Regions from separate parts of the Homo sapiens genome. Here region 1 is linked to region 2. Evidence: chromatin loops called from intact Hi-C (ENCODE). Cell type or tissue: sigmoid colon. All regions are shown on one strand. Links, peaks and the distances in the headings refer to the core of each region. The heading gives the core; the rest is flanking DNA. Region 1 overlaps HDAC4 (histone deacetylase 4). Region 2 overlaps HDAC4 (histone deacetylase 4).

The links. A loop is a pair of places that touch in the nucleus more often than their neighbours do. Peaks named below come from ENCODE experiments on the same cell type or tissue, not always from the same donor. Only the 100,000 strongest peaks of a DNase experiment are listed, where the experiment ranks them.
Region 1: it touches region 2 in a loop (2.9-fold over the local background); 2 of 110 quality-filtered maps call a loop at or near these places.

Annotation. Positions count from the first base shown.
Region 1 is chr2:239,108,628-239,113,990 of GRCh38, reverse strand. HDAC4 (histone deacetylase 4) reads left to right here. Exons shown (of 27, transcript NM_001378414.1): 14 at 2,279-2,465. Among named protein-coding and RNA genes, the nearest start is that of MIR4441, 25 kb to the right of the region's middle. In sigmoid colon, for the core only: no CTCF peak of the experiment used is centred there; DNase peaks (open chromatin) are centred at 618, 1,386, 2,120, 3,150 and 2 weaker places.
Region 2 is chr2:239,306,943-239,312,305 of GRCh38, reverse strand. All of the region lies in intron 2 of HDAC4 (histone deacetylase 4), which reads left to right. Among named protein-coding and RNA genes, the nearest start is that of MIR4269, 4.2 kb to the right of the region's middle. RefSeq lists enhancers at 900-1,400, 4,095-4,741. In sigmoid colon, for the core only: no CTCF peak of the experiment used is centred there; DNase peaks (open chromatin) are centred at 885, 1,775, 2,995, 3,445 and 5 weaker places; H3K4me3 peaks cover 4,318 bases; H3K27ac peaks cover 2,599 bases.

The DNA of each region.
Region 1 (5,363 bases), core at 74-5,073, 200 kb after region 2:
TTCTCCACCGAGCTTCCCCCAGTGGCTGGCATTGGGTGCTATTTCTCCTTCTTGTTCAGAGGGGGGCCTGTCTCTAATTTCTGGGCCTTCTTAATTAGCACCCCGGGCACTAAACACTACAAAGCCCAGCAGAACTAACGCTTGGCAAAGACAGAGAGAGAAAGCCCCGGGCCTCTCTGGCACACACACGGTGCTTCATGGTGAACACTCGTCCACAGGTCCTGTCCGACAGGCCCAGGGTGGGGGCCTCTTCCTGTGGTCGGGCCTTGTAAGTTGATGAAGATCTGAAATTCAGTGTGCTATTATTAGGCTGATAAGAAATGGGAAACTATTTACATTAATAATTTTTAGGGCTAGTTTCTCATAGATCAGCCTTTACTTTGAGAAAAAGAGGCTTGTTATATTCCAAGCATGAGATGATTATTAGAAACACTTATTTTCTGTTCTCTCTGGAGAGTAATAGGCAGAACCCCTTATCAGGGAAACGTCGTAGTACACGGAGCAATTTGCCGAGGTAAACATAAGGCGGGGCACCTCCAGCCCGCGTCGGGGAGGATTGCTTATTAACCACTTAACCGCGTGGGGCCCACGGCAATCCCAGCTGAATTTGGTCAGCAGCAGACTGGGGGCCTGTGGGTGCTGGCTCCTGCTCCAGCTCCTGCTGCAGCTCCTCCCACTGTCTCAGGGCTTCCTTCTTCTCTGCTCCCTCCTGGCTCTGATTCCTTTTGTGTGTGTGTGTGTGAGACAGAGTCTCACTCTGTTGCCCAGGCTAGAGTGCAGTGGTGCCATCTCAGCTCACTACAGCCTCCGCCTCCTGGGCTCAAGCAATTATTCTGCCTCAGCCTCCCAAGTAGCTGGGATTACAGGCACCCACCATCACGCCTGGCTAATTTTTTGTTTGTTTGTTTGTTTTGTTTGTTTGTTTTTTTGGAGAGATGGGGTTTCACCATTTTGGCCAGGCTGGTCTCGAACTCCTTACCTCAGGTGATCCACCCGCCTCAGCCTCCCCAAGTGCTGGGATTACAGGCATGAGCCACCACGCCCAGCCTGATTCCTAAAGGCAGGACAGATCGGAGCCTGGCCGGGTAGCTCTGGTTTCCCCCAGTGCTGGCAGCACAGGGCTGGGCTCTGCCTTCATACAGGAGCTGGGATGTAGGTACCTGGTTTTCCATGTTCACAGGATTTGTTCATCAAAACTAAGACAGGATTGGCGCAGAGCTCCCAGCAAGGAGGCGCCCGGCTTTCTTTGTGCCTCGGCCTGGGTGGCAGGTTGCTGTGCTCTCCCTCAGCTGCTGTCTGGGGAGAGGCTTGGCAGCTGTGACCTCATCTCTGCCCTGCTCCCTCCACTCCACTCTGCCTCGTATGGGGGTTTGCACCTCAGCCTGTTCCCAGAATCCCTCAGGGTGTCCCAGGCCCCTGGCTGAGTGCCCCCCCCACACACAGAGCCCAGCCCAGCTCCATCTCATCAGAGAGGCACATCCCCACCAGCAGGCCTGCTCTAGGCCCCAAAGGTCCTGGGTGCCCAGAAGCTGATGGGCTGTTACTGCTTTTAGCCTGCACGAGGGTGTGTGGGATGTGAGACCAGGGAGGGGAGCGGCTGCAGATGAAGCCCAGTTGGCACTTTCAAGTCTGAGAGCCGATGGTGCTTTCTCGCCCAAGTTTGGCATGCAGATTCAATGCTGTTGGTCAGAACTAAGACCCACAAACCCAACAAGGGGGTTGGGCTTCGTGCCCACTCACCGTATGTGTGTGGTATGGCAGAGTGGACGCTGTGGTCCCCACATCTACATGGCCTTCGCATATCCCCCAGTGAAACCAGCGAGGGCCAGGCTGCCGCCCCAGCAAGAGCTTCTCTCCACACCTGCCAGGCCCTACTCCCCTGCACCTGCTCCAGGCTGCTCCTGGCTCAGCACCTCCTCAGAGAAGCCCTCCTTGATACCCCATACTGGGCCAGGCCTCCCTGGGACCCCCTGACTCAACCTGTGTTATCCTGTTAACGTAACCCATGGCAGGATCCCACGTGGACAGCCTGCCTTCCCTAGAGAGACCGTCCTGGGAGGCAGAGCCTGTGCTGGCCTCGTTCTTGGCTCTGGGCCCACTCAGGCTTCAGGGCACTCACAGGGAAGGCCTCTCCACGCAGCTGGCCTCCCGGCATCCTTGTGGCCCATGTATGGCCTGTGCGTGGACGGGAGACTTGCAAGAGAGGGCAACCCCTAGCCCTGCAGCCCAGGGGCGGGAGACATCCGCAACCGCCAACACGGCCGTTTCTTCCCCGCAGCAAGCCCTCCTGCTGGAGCAGCAGCGGATCCACCAGCTGAGGAACTACCAGGCGTCCATGGAGGCCGCCGGCATCCCCGTGTCCTTCGGCGGCCACAGGCCTCTGTCCCGGGCGCAGTCCTCACCCGCGTCTGCCACCTTCCCCGTGTCTGTGCAGGAGCCCCCCACCAAGCCGAGGTTCACGACAGGTAACACGTGGCCTTTGTGCAGCCTGAGGGTGCAACGCGGGCCACAGTGGGCACAGCGCGGGGGGCTCTTCCCGGCCCAGCTCTGCAGAGGCTGAGGAGGGGCTGGGCAGGCACGAGGGCCACGCTGGATGGTGGGGACCACACAGGTCTGTCACAGAGGCCCTCTCCCCGCCCTACACCCCACACCTTCAGTTCTGTCATGCTGGGGACCTGTCACGGGCTCACTTGCCCACTTTCCTGTCCCAGAGACCCATGGTCTCCTCCAAGAACAGTCCACAGCCCATGCCCGTGGGGCCATGAGAACCTACAGCTTCTGGTCCGGCTCAGGAATCATGAGCCCACGCTTCTCCGCTTACTCCCTCACACTTCGCCCACGTCCACAGCGTTGACGCTGAGGCTCCAGTGACAGGGCTGTGAATGGCTGGCGGGGGGCTGTGATTACACGAGAGCAGAGCCCGGGACCCCTGGGACACGCTGTGGGAGCCACACGTCCTCTGTCTGTGCCATCCCTCATACCATCCTCACCCCGGGGAGGCGATCTGCCAGCAGGGGTCCTTGGTTTTCCCTCACAAGAAGGAGGCAAGTAAGGCGTCCACCACGGCTGAGGAGGCAGGAGGGGCCGGGCCCTGGACTTGTCTGCCTGGAGCTAGCCAGAGCCGGGGAGGAGACTGCTGTCCTGGGCCGCCCCGCCACCCAGCCACCCCTGCAGGGGAGAGGAGGGAAGGAGGGCTGGCTTCTGGCAGGGCTTGCCTCTGAGACAAGCACAGAGGCAGGAGCGCTCTTCATGTTGTTATGATCTAATATTTCTTGTTAATGACGCACTAAGAAAAATGTTCTGTAAATACAGCACGGCTTCATTCTTCAGATGATTCTCATCACGTGGCTTAGTGTTCTGCAGTCTGCGAGGTTCTCACTCTCAGGTCTTAGAAGGATGCTATTCATATTCAGAGACAAATTTCCAGAGTAGGTATCCAGCAAGTAAAATGCTGCTTCTCAGAAAGAAAACCATGGAAGGTCACAGGAGCAGCCAGATGACCCACTCCACAAGTCCTGGGCAGCTGACTGCAATAAGTGTGTTCTTGAAAGAATGCAGCTCAGACAAGGGAGACCCCAGTCACCGCCACCAAGGAGAATCCTCCCACTAAGCTGGCCCACCCTGGCTGGTCCCAGGAGACTTGCAGGGAGTCCCGCTTCGTTGGTGTCCTTTCTTAGTTTGTCTTGATTACTTTTTAAACAAATTTATAAAACAGTACATGTTCATTGTAAAGAAAAACATGATAGAAACCCACAGGAAATGCCGTTTGCCCGTAATGCCACTCCCCAGTGGTGGCAGGTTGTTAGTATTTGCTTTAAACCTTCCAGATCTATTTCTGTGCATAGCCAGATGGACAGATAGACACAAACATAATTTGTTTCACAGAGACGGGACTCTGTTGTGTCTGATGCTTTCTGTTAGTACCTCACACTCTCAGCCATCTTCCCGTGTCCGTGCACAGCGACGCAGTGCGTTCCTTTAGCCACGTGGTCTCCTGGCTGGCTCTGCCACCCTCAGCTGTGTGGGCTTTGCCGCTTCTCCATCTCTCTACGCTCCAGCTTTTCTGTCTGTAAAGGCAGTAAAGCAGGTGTCTGCCTCGTAAGTTCCAGCCGTGTGCTTAGTAAATATTAGCGCACGTGACCTTATCATGATGATTCCACTGTAGGGGCAGTCCCCATTCCTTGTATCCGTGAGCAACTGGTTGTTTCTGCACACACACTTACGTATTTCACGGGGCAGTGTCCGTCATTGCCTATGTGTCTGTGTTGCCATTACAAACTCCCAAGCACAGCCATGCCCACACACAGTGTACTGATTGTGAGTCCTAGTTTCATTGACTCCTGTAAGCCTGCACCTACCCTGATGCTTTTTTTTTTTTTTTACCAGAAGTCCCATCCCACAGCACTGTTGTGCAAGTACCTCCAGAATTCCTCAAGTGCAGGAGACTGACTCCTGTTAGCCTGACTCACAAGAGGCTGAGCCAGGAAGTATGGGAACTAATATGCACCAAGTGTATCCTGTAGCTGGACCCTGCAAACACTGGACCACCTTGAATCTCAGCTCCCCTTGGCTGGGGATGCTGCCTGTGTTCCCAGTAATAGGAACACAAGTGGGGAGGGCCGCATCCTGGGCCAGCACACTGAAGCAATAGAGCAGGTCTGTCTGGGCAGCTTGCCCAGGCTCTTCACCGTGCGCCCCGCCCTTATCAGCCTGGATGAACCCACATTAGCACAGGTGCCCCTGGCCAGTGACCTGCCTGCGGAAGGCGTCTGTTCACCCAGCCTGGCCTTCCCTTTGTTAAGTCCTGGAAGACCAGGTGTGTGCAGCACAGACATGTCCCGGCAGGGCCTCGGGGCAGCCCTCCTGCCAGGTGTCACCAGGGGCCAAGGCCTGGTGAGAAGGGGCCGGGGCAGAGCTGTGCCCCGGAGGGCCACCTGGCCTTCCCTCGCATCTCTAGCCTCTGCAGACAGGTCAGATACTCTCCCCTTCACAGCGGTCCCACGTATGCTGACTGAGACAGGGTGGCATCCAACACGGGTTCAGGCACATTGCCTTTCCTGCTGCAGAGCCCCAGGCTGCCGGCCCAGTTGGTTCTGGGGCCCCCACCAGGAGCCTCTTCTGTGGCTGCCGCACCCTGGGGGCCCGTCCATGCTGAGCTCAGTGCTGTGGTGAGCACATGGCTGGCCTCTTTTCACAGTCAGAGGTTAAGTAGACCTGTGTACATGGGTTTTGCGTGTGTTTTCTAGCATATGTGTTCCAGTCCCTCTGGAAGTTTCTAAAGGCAGAGCTCGAATCTGGTGTTTCTTTGGAATCTCAAGTACCTTGGACAGTTCTCCGTCCAGCAGAACTGGAGTTACTATTGG
Region 2 (5,363 bases), core at 291-5,290:
CTAGGAGCCCTGGCACCAAGGCTGTGGTGATGGTACCAGGGTTCTCTTAGTTGGGAGGGGCTGCATTTCCTCTGTAGCGTGGGTGGCTGGCTGGCCTGGTGTCCTGCCCTGCCCAGGGGTGCCCCTGCCCGCCCCTCCTTCCAGGTTGCAGTGTGGTAGGTGGCACCTTGGTGGCCAGTGTTTTGTGATGGTGACAGTGATGTCAGCGCCGAGGTTCCTCAAGTCTAAACTGAGATGATCTGGTGTGATTTTTCTTGGCTTTCAATTTTTGGGTAAGGCTTTTAGTGGGCATTCTTCTCTGTTTCCCCTTCCTCATGTTAGTCTAGGGCCCCAGGGAACCACAGAACCCCTGCTCTGGAAGGAACCTTTAGAGGAACCCGTTCTGAGCTCTTCCTTTCACAGGAGATTGCTCAGAGCTGCCCCGTGGGCTGCCCAAGGCCTCTTAGGTCAAGGACCCTGCTGGCTCCGGTCCAGACTTCTCCCTGCCATGTCACCGTGAGGAAGCACCGCCCCATCACTGTTCCATGATCATTGTAACACCTGCCATTAAAAAGCACGGGAGCTTCGTGTCAGAATGTAGTTTAAAATGTGTTGTAATGTTTGCGTAGAACAGAAACTTGAAGTTTTGTGAGAAACGGAGTCCCCTGTGTGTGGTTTTGGAGGGGCTGAGCTGTCCTTTCCTGTCATGGGTCACAGTGTCCCTCTCCCCCTCACCCATGAAATAATGACAGCGGCCTCCATTCCTACAAAGTCCTCAGTCGCGGGTGCCGTTTTATATCGTAAATCTGTCATCTTCAACTGGATGGTGTAACACTTGGATTCTACATTTCCCGGATGCTTGGAAAGGAGTGCCAGGAGTTATGTGTTCTGCGGATCAGAACAGCTGACGCCGGCTGAGGACACTTCATCCACTGTTTGCTCGGCGCTTGACAAATGCTACCCAGTCTAACGGTGAGCGTCGGGTGTCTCCGGGCTTGGTGCCTGCTTGTGCCACACATCTCAGTGCCATGCAAGACCAGCATGCCAGTGACACAGCAGGGGACACGTGGAGTTCAGGCTGCTGAGAGCTCGGAAGGGGCCAGGCCGTCCCCCTGGCCCTAAGGCTGCAAGGCTCTGCCCTGGAGCTGCAGAGCTAACACCTCACTCTGCGGGGTTGTAAAGTGGAGCTGATGCTGCTTGACCCCACAAAAGCTCACAGGCCTTTTAGGTGCCTGTTAATGCTGGAATGAAACCACAGGTAGCCAAGAAGGCCTGCCTGTCAGACCGCGACCGCGCAGATCTCAGCAGAATGTTTAAAAGGCGCTCTCTGCAGTTTTGGAATTGTGGCGCTGCTCTTGCTTAGTATTAGGGCTCAAGCAGGTTAACGTCAGGGTTCGTTTTCTTAAATGGCCGGTGGCCGTGGTGGTGTTGGACGTGGCTAACCTGGCACAGGGCAGCAGAGATCCAGGTGTCAGGCCAGTGGAAGGGTTGAAGCCTCTCACCAGCATGTCTGTTTTGGAGGGAAGTGTTGGACATTGAGTGAGGCCCCTCTGCACTCAGCGACCCTGCCCTGTGCTCCCAGACCCAGTTTTGGGTCTGCTTGGTTGGCATCAGGGTCCTGGCCCTTTCTGTGTTTTGGGACCTCTGTTTGCTTATCATATTTGCATCATTGCCTTTACTCCCTGGGGGGCAGAGGGGGGAGCTCCTGAAGCCATTTAGCCCTGCCAGCCTGGGTCTGCCCTTGTGCCTGTGCTGTGTTCTTTCTGCCTGGCAGTCCTGCCCTACGCAGTCTCATGGAGGCAGGGCTCATGGGAGGGGCCTTCCCTTGGCCCCAGCCATCCCCCCGGGAACATCACACTCTCTCACAGACACACTGTGGCCATTTTCTGTTGAAGCTACTCTGTGAAACATTCTCTATACTTGGTTCGGGGGGGAGCAAAATCCAGAATCTGCTAAACACCAATGCTGTCACTCAGAGTTTGTGTATCTGCTGTCTGTGGAGCTCTGGACCAGGCTTGAGGGACGCCTGGGGTTTCCACCCACATCTGGGGCAAACCAGACCCCCAAGTCACTGACATGTCGGTTTTTCTACTAATCACGTTGGCTTTGGCAATTCTGTATATAATAAGAAGTATTGTGTTCTCACTTGCACTTGGGCAGAACGGTTCACTCCAAGGCTGAATGACTGCCACGGACCATTCCCCCAGCAGGGGGTCCTGGGGTTTAGTGGTTTGATTCTGAGCACCTCTACGCACAGAGCCCCTTAGTGGGTTCCCTAACTGGACGGCTAACCCTGCTGTGGAATCTGACTTTTTCTGGACCGAAGAGGACAGGCTGCTCTGGAGAAACTCCTTGGGCCTTGTGCCTGATGCTGGCTCGGGCCACCCTGGCCACCCTCCCTTCATGCCCCATGGGACCAGGCAGCAGCATGGGAGGGGGCAGCTTCCAGAACACCCTTCTGCTAGGGGCTGCTGGCCTCCCTGCTGGCACGGCCACATCCATGGTCTGAGTGTGTGGTTGGAATGTTTTATCAACACCAGTCCTCACAGCTTCCCCAGATGAGCGAAGGGGAAGGGGATGGTGTGTGGGGGGATTGCCTCCCTTGAGGCCCCCCAGCTCCCAGGATACTTGCTGGCGGAGCTCTGCCTGCGGTGGAGGCCCTATGACTTGACCTCCATCTTCTCCCTGGGCCCCTCGCTGGCCCTCACTGGCAGGGGCTCCTGCACGCCTGCAAGGCCAGAGCCTCCCGCCAGGTGCAGGAGAAGTAAATGCAGGCCAGAGATAAATCGTATTTCCCTCTAACTCGGATGTGGAGTGAGAGGAAGGAAGCAGGAGTGGAGCTGAGTGTTAGTGAGAGGTGGCTGAGAAGGCGGGGTCCCGCTTCTTGCTTCCTTGGGCATTTGCTGTAGGTGCTGGGTTTCAGCCTGGAAGGGTGCAGCCTCTGCACTAAGTCTGGTTTGGTGAACGTTCATGGCCCCCAATATAAACAGTGTTCTGGGCGTTCTTTGTGACTCTCGAGCCGAAACACTGTGGTGATCTCTCGTATCATCTGCTTGTTATGTAATGTGACAACATGGATATGAAATAGAAACCAGATGTCAGGGTGGAGCGGCTGAATTCTTCCCCAGCGAGGCCGCCGGGAGAGCAGGACTTGGGTTTCTCCTGAGTTACGGCGCCGAACGCCCTGAGAAAAACGCCTTTGGAGCAGTTTCCGGGATTAAGCGAAAGTCTGGGCTGAAGGTAAAGCACCAAGTCAGTACGATTAACTCTTTTTTAAGAAACTTGTAAGGGATTTTCTGTGCTGTTATGTAACTGCTCAGTGTCTTCCAGCGAGCCGGCGGCTTGTTATCAAGAATCCGTTTAGAATGTTTGAACTCAGCCTCTGGGGGAGCTGGGAGCACTGTGGCACCTCCAGGGGCCTGCAGCGTGCTTCCGAGGGCTTGGGTGTAGAGGAAGGGGAACCCGTCTTTCGCCTGTGACAGCCTTGCCCTTGGGTCTGGGAGCAATGAGGACTCGGAACGTGAGCCTCCTGCTACAGGTACAGGCCCTGGGGGAGTGAGGGCGCTGGCGGACAGCAGTCTTGGCACTTCACGTTAGCAGATTCGGAGTTTCTGCAGCGGCTGAACCCCTGCACTGGGCTGGAAGGGGGGGACACCCGGAGGCCTGTTAACCACACTCTGCCTGGACTACACCATGAACATAGATCTTTGTGCTTTTGAAATACAAAAAACGAGCTCACCTGGATACGAAGTGTGGTTCCGGAAGCAGTATCTGGCTGTGGATGGAGGTTATGTATTCCACCAACGATATCTTCATTATTGTTATTTTCCTTTGGTAGCTGATCTTTCAGAGAGATCTGCAGATTCCTCACTTTGCTAAGAAGACTCTCTGAAAACAGGAAGCTAAGGAACTCCTCACTCCCAAGTTGATTACAGCCTCATGGAAGTGTGGAATTCTTATTAGGAAAGCCTGTTGCTGAGTACCAAGCAGGTTATCCTCTTGTCCCGTGTCACCAGGGGGCCAGCTTGATGAGGAAGAAAGTGACCCTGGCTCCCTCGTGTCCCCAAGGCAGTGGACTCCCCCCCGGGTCTCTAGCTCTCTTGTCCCTAAGCTGATAGCTCATCGTCAAGGAGGGCTTCCTGCACGCTGACCACCCCCATCTCACAGATGAGGAAGCTGGGGCCCAGGGAGGGTGAGTGATGGGGTGTAGGAAGGGTGAGTGACAAGGCCCAGAGAGGGCTTGTGATGGGCCCGGCTCTCACCGTTGGGGGTGGGATGGGCCATCCTTGGCTCCTCGCAGCTCGTTGCTGTGTGGCCACTCATTGCTGTGTGGCCGCTCACTTTGGGGGGGATGGGGACACTTTGCTGGCTGTTGCTGCCGGGCCTTGTGTTCCGTTTTCAGGTGGAGATCAGGAATTCTGAGATAGTGGCAAAACGTGATGTGGCTCGGGGTGCGTGGAGACGTGTGTGACAGTCCCCAAATCCACAGTGGCTGTGGGGTGGCGTTTCAGGCTGGGAAACCCTCTGGAAAGAAAGCACGAAACACTCCGACATCCTCATTCCATTTTGCTTGTTCTAAAAGAGAACTTGAAGAAAATCATCCCAGCAGCATTTGCTTAGACCAAGTGCGGTCATGAGAACGTCATCTGAGTGAGGAGGGCTTCTCTTGCATGCGTTTTCTTGAGCAGGAGTTGTCGTTTGGCTATTTGGAAAACCAAGTTTAGGGTCCCTGGTGAGTCTGCGAGGTCCAGGAAGCAGACACTCACTTTATCTAGGTGAGAGGACGGAGCTGCAGAGATGGGCCTTAGTGACCACTGGGCCCTCGTATCTCTGGCAGGTCCCTGATTAGTGGTGGGAGGGGGGTTCCCTTTTGTAGCCACTTGGTCTTTTGACAGCTTGGGGTACCCATCCTTCAAGCCCCTCTCTCCTGGGGCCCAGTGGCCGCCTCTGGGCATCACGGAGAGCCGCTCTTGTGTTGGGGCCTCCGGCTCCTCGGCTCTCTGCTTCTAAACAGAACACCCTCTTGTTTCTGAAAGTAGCCCATGGTCCCCTGAGGGTCCTGAGCACAGCCCCCACTCATCTGAGGATGACCATTGGGGCACGGAGCCTGCCCCAGGCCCTGGGCTTTGTGCCCAGGGCTCTCTTCTCCCTCCCTGTCAGGGTTTCCAGACCCCTCGTGGGCACCCAGGATGGACGGCAGGCACAGAGCTGGAGGGTGTGGCCTGAGATGGGCCATCCGGACGACTCGGGCCTCTGGGCTCACCAGAGTGCTGAATGAAGGCCGGAGGGCGAGAGTGGGAAGGATGGCATCACCCACCCTGCCGGTGGCCCCTATGGTCCTGCGGCTCCTGCTGCTTCTGGGTTACCCTGGGCCCAGGGTGCAG